Regions from separate parts of the Homo sapiens genome. Here region 1 is linked to region 2. Evidence: chromatin loops called from intact Hi-C (ENCODE). Cell type or tissue: heart left ventricle. All regions are shown on one strand. Each heading gives the region's core, and the rest is flanking DNA. Links, peaks and the distances in the headings are about the cores only.

Region 1 (8,345 bases), core at 140-8,139, 220 kb after region 2:
ATAGTCTGACAACTCTTTTAGGGTATCAAATTCTACCCCTGCTCATTGTCTTTGAGCTGTTTTGCAAATCTTTGTAAGTGGTAGGTAATTGATAAACAAATTCTGACTTGTCTGTTAGTGACATTAATTGACTTTCTGTGTCCAGTTTGGTAGTGATCTAAATGAATGTGGAAAAATCAGTTTTGTCTGCATTTCCAATTAATTTCAACATTCTGTGCTCTAGATAAATTAGCGCTGTTTGACTTTTCCTTTGAATCAGTTATAACATCTCCGTGGCTCCCTCATATTATGTAAGTAAAATTATTTAACACATGTTCATTTTCATATCTGAATGAGGGTTATGATTTCACCTTTTTCTGAAAATTATCTTTTTAGCATTAACGTTGGTGTGGTGATGTAGGCAAAAGACTGGCTCAGAGGTACTTGACAGAAAATGGAAAATGGGGTCAAAATGGTTGATTTGATATTCAGAAAAACCTTTTTTGGTAAAGCACATTGAAAAATCTCAACACAATTTAACAATTTTTTAAATTATGGTAGGAAAGTAAAAATAAGGGAATCTAGAAGCTTGATATAAGAAGGCAATCCAGGCCTGGCGTGGTGGCTCATGCCTGCAATCTCAGAACTTTGGGAGGCGGAGGTGGACGGATCACTTGAGGCTAGGAGTTTGAGATCAGCCTGGCCAACATGGCAAAACCCTGTCTCTACTAAAAATACAATTATTAGCCAGGTGTGGTGGTGCACGCCTATAATCTCAGCTACTTGGGAGGCTGAGGCACAAGAATCGCTTGAACCGGGAGGCGGAGGTTGCAGTGAGCAGAGATTGCACCACTGCATTCCAGCCTGGGCGATAGAGTGACACTCTTTCACAAAAATAAATAAATAAATAAATATAAAATAAGAAGGCAATCCAGAGGAGTGAGTGAGTACTGGATCTGCTAATGTGAGGGGTCATGAGCTCTTGGGACAGGAAACAAAGCTTGAGACTAGAGCTCTGGTAGGATCCACAGCATAATGCCGGGAGCAGCAAAATCTCAAGGGAAAAACCTGACTTTGCTTTAAAATGGAGATGTCTGAAATACTTGTCTGTCCTGAACTTAGCTCTAGATAAGCTAGAATAAAAGAACAATTATCTGCTGAGAATTTCTAACCACAAGGTGGCACACACCTTGTTTGTTGAAGAACTGAGGTACAGCAAGGTGTGGCTAGAACACTGAACCAAAGGAATTGTGGTATGACCTTAGTTAGGTCTTGGCTGTCATCTCCTTGTTACCCTAACATAAAAGGTTGTGAACAATAACTTCTCTATGTCACTGGATAATTCAGCCATGAGGCTCTCTCTTGATTCACATCATAAAAACCCAAACATTATTCTTTTGTTGCCATGCACACTTGCAGGTACAAGGATGTTAAAATCTACACACCCCTCCCTAATTCTTATATTGCAAAAATTTGCCTGTTACATAATAATGATAGTTCCTTGAGTTTTTATCAAGTATTATGTTTACCCAGAAAAGAACAGTATTTTAAAAAGGTATTCTTATACAATTCTCCCCACTTTTTGCATTTTGTATTTTCTTTGGGACAAAAATGTTATTTGCCTTTGTTGGCAGGGACAGTTAGTTACATTTTTAGGGGAAAATCTCAGAATGAGAAACTAAACTCGAACTAAAATAAATATAAGTCTTAGTAAAAAAATCTGAGAAATCAAATGTATTTATTTAAAGTAAGCTTAGATCTTTTTTTGAGCTCAAATCCCGTGATAATTCAATCTGAATTTATTTTGGTGCTCTCTCACTCACACCCATCTTATGAAAACCAAAGCATTTGGGGGTCTTTTACTCATCCGGTTACCACTGAGATGCCTTGTCTAAACTTACAAGGGCTACTGAAATCTGAGAACCTTGGGTTTTAGTGCCATCTGGAAGCCCAGTAAACTTTGCAAAGGCTGTGAAACTCAGCCTAAACTCCAGCCCCTCAGGCATACTAGGCAGCCACACCCCTCCCACCTAACCCAAAACTCCGCTCACCTCCTGCAATGCTGTGAAGGAGAAAGCTGTAGGTTCCCTGGGAGTCTGCAGATCTCTCTTCCCATCCTGGACTTCTGGGGCATGCCTCCCCTCCCACCTTCTCTTTTCCACAAGGCACATGTCTCCCTTTCCCCTATCTGGCATAATTCCCTCAAGGAGTGCCAGGAAGGCAGATCATCTGCTGGATAATTAGCCTTTCTGTCCTACAGCACAAACCTCCTGTGAGGTTAAAAGAATGAAGGAGCTGGCTGCCTTCTTTAAGTGGACATGAATGTAAAAAAGATCCATGAAGCACAAAACACAAATTCTGTCTCGATTAGCTATGTTGATTCACAGCTTGTAGCCTCTCCTCATAACCTGAAATACCTGATAAAGGACGGCACGCTCCATCAAAACATACTGTCCAATTTGTGAGTGGTTGAAGGAGTGCCCCAAACCTCCATCGGCGGTCTGGCCTTTATAATCTTACACGCACAGTGTTTTATTCCTGAAAACTAAAGCTGAAGGAGAAAACTTAAATTACAAATGTCATCACTCATTTACTTAAAAATTATCTCCTTCTGTATATGCAGATGCTTCTTATTCTCTTGCAATCTTTCCAAGCCCTTTGCACTAGCTGTATTCTTTAGCACATTAAAGAAATAAAATCATTTCTTGACTCTCATGGGAAGATAAGATGGAAATGGCAAGATACCGCTGGGAATAATAGGCAGAGGAATGTTGCTTTTGATAAGAAACCAATAGAACTATACCTACTTTCTTTTTCTTTTCTTTTTTTTCTTTTCTTTTCTTTTTTTTTTGAGACGGAGTCTCACTCTGTCGCCCAGGCTGGATGCAGTGGTGCGATCTCGGCTCACTGCAAGCTCCGCCTCCTGGGTTCACGGCATTCTCCCGCCTCAGCCTCCAGAGTAGCTGGGACTACAGGCGTGTGCCACCACGCCCGGCTAATTTTTTTTTTTTTTTTTTGTATTTTTAGTAGAGGCAGGGTTTCACCGTGTTAACAGGATGGTCTCGATTTCCCGACCTCGTGATCTGCCGGCCTCGGCCTCCCAAAGTGCTGGGATTACAGGCGTGAGCCACCGCGCTCGGCCGAGCTATACCTACATTTTATACATGTCTTCAATGACACATTTATGATTAAACTAAAGATGTTGGAATGAAAATGACAAGTGATCATTTCTCAACATACAAGAAAGTCTATCTCAGTGTATCCATGGGCCAGGAAGAGAATACACTTTAATAAATGTGTTTTTTTGGGGACTAGCCCAGGCTGAGAAAGGAAAAGTCTCTGGTAGTTCCATCAGGTCTTAGTTTCCTGGGTATACATAACTCTGTATTATTTGGCTGAGAAATTAAAGGATTTTCCTTCAGTGTATTCTTAAATCATATTATACTGACATTTTATTATTCTCATGTTTTCTTTCATTATGAAAAAATTGTTGGGGAGGTGAGCATTTGCAAACCTCTTTTTATATTGCGTTTATTATGTGGAACTGGGAATCTCTGAAACTCCTTTTACTTTGTACTAAGTGGCTATGGAAAACATCTTTCGAGAATGAAGGACAAATTCTCAGAGGAAAAATACTGAATAAAAGGTTTCAACTCTTGCTGGCATTACAGTATTTCCTCACAAGGGGAGTGCATTTCAAATAGTCTCTTTTTTTGTGTAATACAGAGGAAAGCATAATTTTTTCTAAAGTTGGCATCACTACAAAAAGTCAGTCAATGCTCAACTTCTGGTATTTGATTGGTTGTGAGGGGTTTTGCTTTGTTTTGTTTCTGTATGTGGAGAGGAAAGGGACCAAGCCAGCCTTTCTGGATTTTGGAGCTGATATACTCTAGCACCACCTACTGGGAAAGGGTTTATAGTGCCCCAAATTATAAGAAACCCAAACTCAAAATCCTCTGATGCCTTCTCTCAAAACTTTCATTTATTTTTCTTCTTTTCCTATTCTTTTATTTTCTGTTGATTTTCTATTCATTTTTGTTTGTTTCCCTTTCTCTGGTATAAATACTCCAGCTTTCTCAATGTAATTCTCATACACAACTCTAAAACAACTCCCTAGAACAACTGCTTTTATGGCACGTGGAAAGGTTGGAGATGAGAAAAAATCAAGTCTATTTCAGGTCATATGTCTTCACCGCAAATGATGATTTATGGATATTAAATTCATAATCCATTATCTTACCTGTTAAATATTAATACTTAATATTAATATTTAATATTCTCAAGGCCAGAATCCATTGAATCATAATTCTTCCACTAACTAGCTATGAGGCTGTATAACCTCCCTAAGTCCTTATTTGCTCACTTGATAAAAAAGCAATGCTAATAATACATGTTGGATAGGAATGCTTTGAGAATTAAATGATATGTGATGTATGCAAACTTCAGCAGAGCACCTTTCGTGCAATGCACAATAAAAGTTTTCCATTATAATTACTCTTCTGAGGACAAAGTTCATGTTTTCATTCATCTCTGTAGCTTCAGAGTGCATAATAGAGGGTTTACATATTTCCTTCTATGTCTTAATATATACTAGAAAATTAATTGTGTAGAGTACAGTAGAAGAAAAAAACATTATTGCCATGACTATGAGCTAGCTACTCTGCTAAGCACTTTGTAGGTGTCATTTCATTCACTAGATAGAGGATACAGAATCTTGATTTTTTCCATTCTCAGTGTATTAGTCTGTTTTCACAGTGCTATAAAGATACTACCTGAGACTGGGTAATTTTTAAAGAAAAGAGGTTTAATTGACCCACAGTTCCACATGGTTAGAGAGGCCTCAGGAAACTTACAATCATGGTATAAGGCAAAGGAGAAGCAAGTACCTTCTTCACAAGGTGGCAGGAGAGAGAGAGAGAGATCAGGGGAAAGTGCCTCTTTTAAACCATCTCACCAGATCTTGTGAGAACTCCCTTACTATCACAAGAAGAGCAGGGGGAAACTGCTCCCATGATATAATCACCTCCCACCAGGTCCCTCCCTCAACATGTGGGGATTATAATTCAAGATGAGATTTGGGTGGAGACGCAGGGCAAAAACATGTCACTCCATTTCATAACTAACTTTCTAGGTAAAATCTGAGCACTCCTCCCAAGGGCTTAGTTTTCTTCAGAAAGGAGTGGGCTATACCGTCTCTAAAATTTCTTTCAGCTCTATTATCTTTACTGTAATTTTGCCAGCCTTAAAATTAGATTTGGGTATAATTCAGCAATTATACTGGCTGGGATTCTGCTTCTTTCCATTTTAAAATGAAAGAAGCAAGAATTATGGGTAACTAGAACAAGAGGTATCAGAGGTCATCTAGCCAACCTCCATTCACAGATAAGCAAACAAAAAAACAAAAAACACACACAAAAAGGTGAAGTATTTTCTGCCCAATGTCCTAACACTAGATGTAGCAATATTAAGAGTTTAGTCCAGAAAATTTGGAAGAGGTGGCACACCTGGATTTTGTATGCTTTAGTTTCTCCAGGATAGAAACAAAGGAGAATGTAGTGTGGCAGTAAAAATATGAGTAAGTATATACATATCACAAATGACAACCTAAGGAAATCCACAATATTAGATTTGGTGTAGACTTCAGCAAATCCAAAAAGGCTAAGACCATCTAGCTTATAACATGTATCTTCAGAAATATTCTGAGGTATAGCATAATGGAGTGATTTTTGAAACAAGAATCCTCTTTCCTTTTTATTTAAGTCTAAATTTAAATTACATTGTAGAAAACTTGAAAGGAATATGAAAAAGTCACCCACAATTATATGACACTAAATGAATGCTTTGATAGTTAAAAATATTTCTTACTATGCATATATTTTTTCTATGCATATATATAGTAATTATAGTATGCATGAATTAGTTTTATTATTTGATTACAGTTTGGCATATTGTTACATGATCTCTGTAGGCATCAAATGCTTGCAACATTATCCAGCAAATGATCATATAATTTATCTTAACATCCACCTATATCATTGAGCATTAAATTTTTCCTCTTCTCCCCTTCCCACCCTCTCTCTTTCTCCCTTCTTTCCTTCTTTGCTTTCCCTCCCTCATTTCCTCCCTTCCTTCCTTCCTTCCTTCTTTCGTCTTTCAGCATTTTAAATAATGCATTGTATTTATGGCTTTCTCTGTGTTTTAGGGTTTTCTATCAAATAAACTATCAGAATGGTTGTCAAATTGCTTTGTCAAATTACTAACTGCTTTCTTCCAAAGTGTATAGTATTTAACAATGCCATTGGTAATATAACATTTTACATGTTTTTCTCTACTCTCAAATACAAGAGGAATGAACATGTCTATTTAATTTCTTTTCATTACTGACATATTTAGACTTATTTAAATCATTTTATTTTGTATTTGTCCCGCTTTGTTGATGTTTGTTCATTCTTCCCCTTCCCCTTTCTTTTAAATTAATGACTATTGTAATACTATATATTTTCTTTATTGGTTTGGAAATAATATACTGAATTTTTTGTTCCCTGAACTTAAATTAACGTATGTAACTTAAAATGTATACATGAATTAAACAAAAACCCAAGCATACTAACTCCGATCAGATGCCTCCTGACTGTAAGTCAATATTATCCAGTATTTTAATTCCATTATGATTCTTCAACTTTATTTATTAATTCATATTCAATGCTTACTTAAATTTACCCATAGATTTACTAATTGCTTTGGCTGACGTTACCTCTTGAATCTCAGTGTCTCCTTTGGGGTTGGATTTTTTTTTTTTTTCCTGTGGTTTATCCTTGAGAAGGTATGTTAGTGAGATTTTTCTGGGTACTCATTCAGTTTTCATTTTCCTGAGGTACCTTTAGCGTGTCTTTATTTATGACAATTGTACCATGTTCTTTTGGGTAATCTTTTTTTTTCAGAGAGATATTATCTTTGAAGTACTGTAGTTTGATTCTGATCTCGTTTTTATATAAGATACAATCTGCGAAATGCAATGTATGATATGTAATTTAGTGGTATACATAGATGAATTTATATATTTATGATCTATATGAAGCACTATAATTTATCTTTCAATACATATATTTTAATATTGTTTTAGATTTGGCTCACGTTTGGATCTAAAGATTTATATTTTTCATAAATTTTGGCAATTTTTGAGCCATTATATCTTCTTATAAGGTCCTTCATCTACTCTTTTTTCTTGGATATTTCTTGGACACTCCAATTTTATCATTCTGTTATTTTATTCTATTCTATTCTGTATTTTTATTAACTTCTCTTTTGTAGATCGTATCCCTCTATGTCTCTGTAATCTGAATAGCTTCTTCGGCTCTACCTCCAAGTACTCTCACTCTACTTATTGTGTAACCTGCTATTTAATCCACTCAATTAATTTGTATGACTAGAGACAATACTTTTCTATTTCTAGAAGTTCTACTTGGCTTTTCTTTACATATTCCTACACTCAACCTAAAGAGATGGGCAGCACTCTCGTTAGCTAGTGACACCCCCTAAAAAGAGGGAATACTGTGCCAGGAAAACTAGCTCCTGTCAGACCCTGCAAGAGAACATGGCTTTTCTCTCTCCCACTATCTTCATTAGCATATAAGATGATCATATTTTTTCTCCATTTTCTGAAGTTTATGAAATGTATTTATTTTTACAAAAATATAAGTTTAAAGTAATGCATGAGTTTTTAATAAAATTATAATTAGAGATATAAGAAATATGTTTATTCATTAAGAAAGAAATTAAAAGGGCATGAATATATCTATTTCTAAACTCTGAAAACATATTAAAAGCCAACATTTGACAATTCTTAGAATGTTTTCAATACAGTTCTAAGTTTATGCTTAAAAAATAAAATAGCTAAAATGTATGCACTGGTATGCAGTCTCAACCAGGTACTTTCCTAAGATCTTTCTATATATTATTATAAAACAACCCTGTAATGTAGGTTTCTTTTACCCTCATTTTAGAATGAGAATATTGTGACACAAAAGGATAAAACTCATTTGAAGTTACATAATTAGGAAGTGATGGAACTGGTTTTCAGATGCATAATTTGGATTCAGTTTACATGGGTTTTAATTCCTGTGGCATTATAATTTTTAGGTATTTGACAATTAGGAAAATTAAAATCAAATTTCAATCAACCATAGACATTCCTTTAGCAGTCCTTTAAGATCATGTCCATTCAGTCTGGATAATTCTGCTTTGATGTGGTGGTTCATTGTTTTTGTTTTATATTTGTTTTCTTTTGTTATTGATAGTCTCTGTTTGCCCATTGACTATTTTTCATGTAATAGGCAAAAGGAATAAAAATAAAAGTAAAAAAATTT
Region 2 (8,345 bases), core at 42-8,041:
TACAAATTTTTAGGAATAAATCTATGTGTTAAGGCGGTCAAACTGTATAACATTCATGAAGAAAAATTTGATGTGATGTCACATTGCTGTGCATGGTGTGAGGATAACCCTGAAAAATAGAGTAACAGGTCTGAAGGGCAAGGTGGCCGTGGAATTAATAAATACATTTGTAGTGGAATTCAATATTGCATAAATGACCATGGAATAGCCCCTCAGCAGATGACAAATGAGCCTACTGCAAAAGGAACCATGGGCTGGAATTACAACTGGTCTTGACAAAATATGCAATGAGTTGATTCCATGGGCGATGTTTGTCGCTAGTGGAATAACAGATAATACTGAGTGAAAATACTCAGCCTATTGCATTTGCGTCACAGAAAATGCTCCATATACCTCAGCTTAATAGACTACAAGGTAATTGTGGTGGCTAAGTGGTGGGGGAAGGAGCATTGGCTTGAGAGTCACAGCCAAGGTACGAGTATGGGTTCTGTTCCTGACTGCAAGTGTCACTTGCTAGCCATGTGATGTTTGTATTACAACTATTATCCTTTTGACATGGGCTAATTGCACTCACCAAGCTTCATTGACCTCATCTTTAAAATGGACTATAATCATCTCCACTGCAGTTTCTGAAGGGATTACATGAGATGATGCTGAAAACCACTGAGCAGTGCATTTAGCACGTATTTAAAGGCTAGATACACATTACCCACAATTCCACTTTTCTGTCAATCAAATATTTTTATTTAAAAAAATTTAGTCACACTGTAGTTAAACATTTAGAATTATTTTAATTGATCTGGCCAGGCGCCGTGGCTCACACATGTAATCCCAGCATTTTGGGAGGCCAAGGCGGGCGGATCATCTGAGGTCAGGAGTTCAAGACCAGCCTGGCCAACATGGTGAAACCTCATCTCTACTAAAACTACCAAAAAAAAGTAGCCAGGCATGGTGGTGGGTGCCTATAGTCCCAGCTACTTGGGGGGCTGAGGCAGAAGAATTGCTTGAACCCGGGAGACGAAGGTTGCAGTGAGCTCAGATCGTGCCACTATACCACTACACTCCAGCCTGGGTGACAAAACAAGACTCTGTCTCCAAAAAAAAAAAAAAAAAAAAAAAAGAATTACTTTAATTGATCTAATTCAGAAAGTTATTAATGAAAAATTATTTTAATTATTTTTAAAGAAGGTTTCCCCCAACTGGAAAAACCTAATCATTTATATATCCAATAAAAACAACTCTTTGGATTATTTTGGTACATTCTTAGTTGTTTCTAGATGGTAATGTCTTAATAGTAGACTGGCTTCACAAATTTAAGATAAGCAGGATTAAATGAATAGAAATGCATGTGATTGAGCATTAATGGCCCAGTGTTTCAGGCCTGTCTCTGCTACTGATTAGTTGTTTGACCTGTTGGAAATTATGTAACCTCTCCAAGTCTCAATTATTTGTAAGACAAGGAGGTTGCATAACATGATTCTAAAATTTCTTCCTGTGCTGTAAACCTGAGCTGTCCAATATGGCAGCCACTAGCCATATGTGACTATTGAGCACATGCAACATGGCTGGAAATGGAGATGTAAAATATACGCTGGATTTGGAAGACTCCATAGGAAAAAGCTAATGTAAAATGTATCATTAATATCTTTTCATTGTGCTTACATGTTAAAAAAATACTATTTTGAATATATTTGGCTAAGTAAAATATATTACTAATACTAATTGACCTGTTTCTTTTTTAATGTGGTCACTAGGAAAGTTAAGATGCCATGTGGCTTGCATTTGTCGTGTGCATTTCATCTCTATTGGGCAGTGTTGTTCTAAGAATTCTCTGAGTTTATGAAATAAGTTTTAGTGAGAGTTCCAATTAAATCATACCCAGATCTAGAATTCAGATCTTCTGGGAAATTTCTGATAAGTAGATAGTGTTGGTGGCTCCCCCTCCATCTGACTGCAGCAGTTGATTTGCATGGCTATGCAGAGATGTAGCCTTTGAGGAAGTAGGAGAAGGGAAGGGGAATGGATGAGATTAGAGTACAGTGGGGACAGATAGAGACTGCAGCCAGAATCCAGTGGAGCTGTTCATGGAGTGGGGATTCTGAGACGGTGGAGTACATGTAGCGCACTTTTGGTTCTCGGGAAATAAAGCCCTGCAAGTCCACCTGCGAATGGGGTAGAAAAACACTGTGATACTACCATCAGCTGTCTGTTTGGGGAGCACTGGTGATAGCCCACTTCAAAGGAGTCTGCTAAACTCATGACAGGCACAGCAGGCACTTCTCAGGTATTGGCTTGAAGGAGTGAAATAAGAGAACAGAGCAGGCCACACAGTGAGACAGCCTGAATAGATCAATTCATAAACTATGGACTCTCAGACATAATCAGATGAGATTTTGCATAGTACCAATGTCTAGGACTCAAAATGTGGGTGCGATAACATTTGGGATCTTAATGTTGATAAGGCCAGTGAGATCAAGGAAAGTTTTTATTTTACTTTTTTAGCAAAGCAACATAAAGGTCTTTAAAAATAAAAGTTGTTTGAGAGCAATGACACACCAGGTTTTCTGTGTTGTTTCAAACAGCAGGCAGTGTGCTCATGGTGTCTTGCCTAGGTCGTCTGGGTGAGGTTATGGGGTACAGTGAAGATGGAGAAGTATTGACAGATATGCACGTTGCCACTTCTGTGTTGCCTCCTCTGTCGGTTTATAGCCAATAAAATGTAGACAACATTCACTATCTTTAGGGGGCATCCAATGCTCAGTTCTAGCTAATTATTGCAGACGCAGGGCTCCCAGATCTTCTGGTGTCTAAAGAGAAGCTGGAAACCTTGATTTTTATGTCACATACTATAATATTTAAATGTTAGTAATTAGCACAAATTAATACGCGCGCGCGCACATACACACACACACACACACACACACACACACCATCTGTTGGCAGGATGCTGTCCCAGGGCCATCAGTGTACACTGTGATATTTCTAATATTAGAAACCCTATAAATAAGCAGCCCTTATTTGCACATTCTGGAACAATTTTTCAAAGCTTTCCTAGTCTTCTTCTTCTTTAAATAATGCAGGGTTTTTTTGCGGGCTCACTAAGACATGCTTTTCCTGCACAAAGAACCTGAGACATGAGCTTGGCTCAGATATGCTACCACAAGGTGGAGCTCAAACGTTTTTCTTTTTTGTCGAGTTTTACATGAAGTTAATGCTGATTAATGCAATAACTGAAACTATGATTCTATGACAGCTTAGTTTATCTCCTGCTGAGATTGCTTATGTGCTTTGGTTTTGTTCAGAATTATTAGCTGTAAAAACAAACAGCAAACAAACACCGCACACCCTGAAAACATAACAGCCTACCCGTCTAATTTTTATTTTATTTTTATTGTATAGATTTAGGTTAATTTACATTTTACCATGACATATGCTGAAGGCAGAGTTAAAGGAGTAAGAAAAATATAGAGTTTGGAACTCTTGGGATCCTATAGGCTTACAATTCAAATTTTAAATTTAAAATAGAAAATAAACCGAAAAGAAAACATAATTCTCTAAGACAAGAAACATGTTTCCGTTTAGGTAAAAGGAAAACCGATGATTTGTCCCTATGGGCTGAGGTACTTAAAGAATCTCTCTCTGCCTTAGGGCCTAGTCCTTCCTTAGGTTTCCAGCTTTATTTCCTGCCATTCACTTGGAATTTCCCTGAACCTCACTTTCCAAGTACATGAGTCCATACAACATGCCCTGTTCTGAGATGTGGCTTTGCCTTGTTTGTTTGTTGTTTCATTTCCCAGCTGCTTCTGTTGTCTGGAAGGTGCTTTGTTGGCTGCATCCAGACTATTGGAGTTTTTCCTTTTTGTTTCTGTTTTAAAATAACAACTCTTGTTTCAAGGCTCAGCTGAAATCTAAAGCCCTTCAAGAAGTCTTTCCAGTTCTTCTAAGTCAGCTTCAATAATCTACTCTTCCATGATCATGATAGTACTGACTTAGGCTTTCTGGGCTACAGGACTGCTCTGAATACCTGACATGCCCATTCTCTGAGTTCCCACGAAGAGCATTCTTGTTTTACAGCTAAGACCCCTGAAGAGCAGAGAGACTGATGCAGCTGAGCCTCTGCAGCTGGCACTGGAGTGAGACTCATCTCAGTCCTGAGTCTGTGCTCTTATCTGCTAAGCTATGGCATCTCCCTGAATTGTTACACCACATGCTTCATGGTCTTATCTTGCCATTTTTAACTTTTTATTATTATTATTATCATCACAGTGGCTTATTTATCTATTTACTCCATTAGAGTTTGAGCTGTTCAAGGCCAGAGGGTAAGTCTTGTCACTGTGACTCAGCAGTGCCGGCTCTGGGGCTGTCCAGGCAGGAGGGGAGGGGTTATGGTTCAATGACTCTGAAGGCCAACGTCCAAGTTGACCTAGCTTTGCCATGTGTTAGCCATGGGGCCTGGAAAAAATGCATGTCCCTGATACTTAGTGTCCTCCCCTGTAAAATATGGAAGGTAATTGCACTTCTTCCACAAAAAACAAGGTTTTGTGAAAAGTGGTTGAGTTAAAATCTCTGAAGAGCTTGAGATGCAGAGTCTGGCTCATAGAACTCCCTATGTGCTAGGAATTATTATAGCAGACATTTGGCACTTTGAATCGACAGTCCTGGCATTCAAACTGATCTATCACAGTTTTCAAGGCAGGTTTTAAAGCTTTAAACACGTTGTCCAGCTAACTTGTTGATGTTTTACTCCCAATTATTTTTAGAATAAAAAAAGTTTAAGGATTAGTTGGTGACCAGAAGTGATAAGGCAGGCCTTGACTTAGATGTGTGATCTACACTTGTAAACCTGGTAAATACTCTGCTGAGTAATACACACAAAACACACTGATTTTGAATAACTGGATCCCAATTTTATACACAGTAAGATGAGCAGGCAACTTTACAATGAGAAAATAAGACTATTAACTTCAATTTGTTTTTCTTATATTTAAATTCTAGGAGGTATTCTTATGCTTCTGAGTCTCCTATTGACTTCTGCTGAGATTATTCTCACGATATTGCTGAAGAAATTTGAAATTTCCCATTAAAGCAGATGCTTCACTCTCCAATTCATTGAAGCTAAAAAAAGACACAATCTTTTAAAATTTTACAGAGGTTGTATGGATTTCAAGGTTATGATAAAGAATCTAAAATTCAATCACAATATTTTCTTTATGGAAAATTTGATTGGATTTGCATAATTTTGACTTACAGGAAACTGGCCAGTCCCAAGTAAAAGGATTCTCTGTTCCTCTGTGAATTGCATTATCCAGTAATTAGTTTAACACATTGTATTAGTCCTTCTTGCATTGCTATAAAGAAATACCTGACACTGGGTAATTTATAAAGAAAAGAGGTTTAATTGGTTCATGGATCTGCAGGCTGTACAAGAGGCATGGTTCTGGCATCTGCTCCATTTCCGGGGAGGCCTCAGGAAACATACAATAACAGTGAAAGGTGAAGGGGAAGCTGGCACATATTACATGGCCAGGGCAGATGCCAGAGAGAGAGAGGGAGGTGCTACACACTTTTAAACAATCAGTTCTCATGAAAACTCTACCATGAGAACAGCACCAAAGGCAGAAATCTGTCCCCATGATCCAACCACCTTCCACCAGACCCACCTCCAACATTGGGGATTACAATTCGACAAGAAATTTGGGCAGGGACTCAGATCAACCCATATCACACATGTTTTCTGAGTGCCTGCTACATACCACTCACTGTTCTAGTGACTGGCATGCTTTCCTCTTTGAAAATAACATGGCTATAATACTTATATTTTCTTGGTGACCAATCAAAGTCAAGTGAAAAGCTGAATCTTTGAAATAGGTAAATTCAAGCAGTTGAAAATTTAACTGCCTTAATAGTTTACAAGGAAACTAAGGAGGATTAACCAAAGTGGGCCCGAGTGTGGGTCTTCCCACGTTCTCTTCTTGTCCTTTCTCTAATTGAAGGTCTCATCCTCACTGCTGCTCCCTTCGACTACCCCAGGCACTGCCGCCTGGCCAGGATAGGAAGGTGCCACACAAGAGTGACCCTTCCATCTCTTCCTTTGGGCTCCATCTGCCTCCTGGTTTTCACTGTCGCTGGGTTTAGATTATTATAGGGTTTCCAAATTCCCAGCAGATAGTAATCTTTGAAATTTCAGAACAAATAATCAGAATTCCTGAAATGGTATTATTCTCTATTTTTAAGAATACATATTTACATATTTTTAATTAGTAACAAGTGACCATAATATTAAACTATGAATCATTTTTCTACTATAAGATTTTACAGAAAGTTGATTTAAAATTATTATTATAAATCAATATATTGGGACAAAATGATATGTTTTAAAATGATATGTTAAAATGATCTTTAACTGACATTGACATTTTATAGTAGAAAACATTGAAAGAAGGGGTGTTAAAACAAAACAATTGCTGAATAAAAATAATTTTAAAATGTAAACTTTATATTATGTATATTTAATGTTTAGAAGTTAACTTTTTTATTTTTAAAAATTTTAATAGTTTTGGGGGTACAGGTGGTTTTTGGTTACATGGATGAGTTCTTTAGTGGTGAATTCTGAGATTTTAGTGCACCTGTCACTAAAGCAGTGTACACTGTACCCACTCAATATGTAATCTTTTATCCCTCACCCCACTCCCAGCTCCCCACCCTGCAGTCATCAAAGTCCATTATATCACTTTGTATGTGTTTGTGTCCTCACAGCTTAGCTCCCACTGATAAGTGAGAACATGCGGCATTTGGTTTTTTATTCCTGGGTTACCTCATTTAGAATAATGGCCTCCAGCTCCATCCAAGTTGCTGCAAAAGAAATTATTTCGTTCTTTTTTATGGCCTAGTAGTATTCCATGTTGTATATATACACATTTTCTTTATCCACTCATTGGTTGATGGGCATTTAGGCCGGTTCCATATCTTTGCAACTGTGAATTGTGCTGCTATAAACATGCGTGTACATGTGTCTTTTTCATGTAATGACTTCTTTTCCTTTGGGTAGATACCCAGTAGTGGGATTGCTGGATCAAATGGTAGATCTACTTTCAGTTCTTTAAGGAATCACCATACTGTTTTTCATAGAGGTTGTACTAATTTACATTCACACCAGCAGTGTGTAAGTGTTCCCTTTTCATCACATCCACACCAACATCTATGGTTTTAACTTTTGAATTATAGCCATTCTTGCAGGAGTTACGTGGTATCTCATCGTGGTTTTAATTTGTATTTCACTGATGTTGAACATTTCTCATTCATTTGTTGGCTGTTTGTATATCTTCTTTTGAAAAATGGCTGTTCATGTCTTTTGCCCACTTTTTGATGGAATTGTCATTTTCTTGCTGATTTGTTTGAGTTTCTTGTAGATTCTGGATACTAGTCCTTTGTCAGATGCATACTTTGTGAATATTTTCTTCCACTCTGTGGGTTTTCTCTTTAATGTGCTGATTATTTCTTTTGCTCTGCAGAAGCTTTTCAGTTTAATTAGCTCTAATTTATTCAATTTATTTATTTTTGTCTTTGTTGCATTTGCTTTTGGGGTCTTTGTCATGAATTTGCCTAAGCCAATGTCCAGAAGAGTTTTTCCAATGTTATCTTTTCAAGGCTGGGCGTTGTGGCGCATGCCTATAATCCCAGCACTTGAGGTCAGGAGTACAAAACTAGCCTGGCCAACATGGTCAAACCCCATCTCTACTAAAAGTACAAAAATTAGCTGGGCGTGGTGGCAGACGCCTGTAATCCCAGCTAATCAGGAGGCTGAGGCAGGAGAATCGCTTGAACGCAGGAGGTAGAGGTTGCAGTGATCCTTGTTCGCTCCATTGCACTCCAGCTTGGGGCGACAGCGCAAACTCCCTTTCCAAAAAAAAGAAAAAGAAAAAGAAAAAAAAAAACAGAAGAAGAAAAAAGGGAAAAAACAATGTTATCTTTTAGAATTTCTTATAGTTTCAGCTCTTAGATTTACGTCTTTGATCCATCTTGAGTTGATTTTTGTATAAGGTGAGAGATGAGGATCTAGTTTCATTCTTCTACATGTGGCTTGCCAGCTTTTCCAGCACCATTTGTTGAATAGGGTATCCTTTCCCCAATTTATGTTCTTGTATGCTTTGTCAAAGATTAGCTGGCTGTAAGTATTTGGCTTTATTTCTGAATTTTCTACTGAATTTTAAAACACAAAGCACTAGCCATCTTATCCAACAGTCTCGATCTTTGTTTTGTGACAAAAACTGCTGCTTTTATTTCACATTGATGTTTTCTCATTTATTAAGAATGCATCCAAAACTATATTCAAGCCAGGCATTAGG

Evidence for each region. Peaks named below come from ENCODE experiments on the same cell type or tissue, not always from the same donor. Only the 100,000 strongest peaks of a DNase experiment are listed, where the experiment ranks them.
Region 1: a loop joins it to region 2, with 6 times the contacts of the local background. A loop is called at or near these places in 75 of 110 quality-filtered maps.

What each region holds. Positions count from the first base shown.
Region 1 is chr9:73,078,337-73,086,681 of GRCh38, forward strand. No RefSeq gene overlaps it. Among named protein-coding and RNA genes, the nearest start is that of ANXA1, 69 kb to the right of the region's middle. In heart left ventricle, for the core only: a CTCF peak has its summit at 3,880 (motif pointing left); no DNase peak of the experiment used is centred there; H3K27me3 peaks cover 557 bases.
Region 2 is chr9:72,854,081-72,862,425 of GRCh38, forward strand. It overlaps LOC124902181 (a long non-coding RNA gene), which reads right to left. Exons shown (of 2, transcript XR_007061578.1): 2 at 3,372-8,345. Among named protein-coding and RNA genes, the nearest start is that of LINC01474, 16 kb to the right of the region's middle. RefSeq lists enhancers at 3,956-5,155, 8,208-8,345. In heart left ventricle, for the core only: a CTCF peak has its summit at 3,166 (motif pointing right); no DNase peak of the experiment used is centred there; H3K27ac peaks cover 292 bases.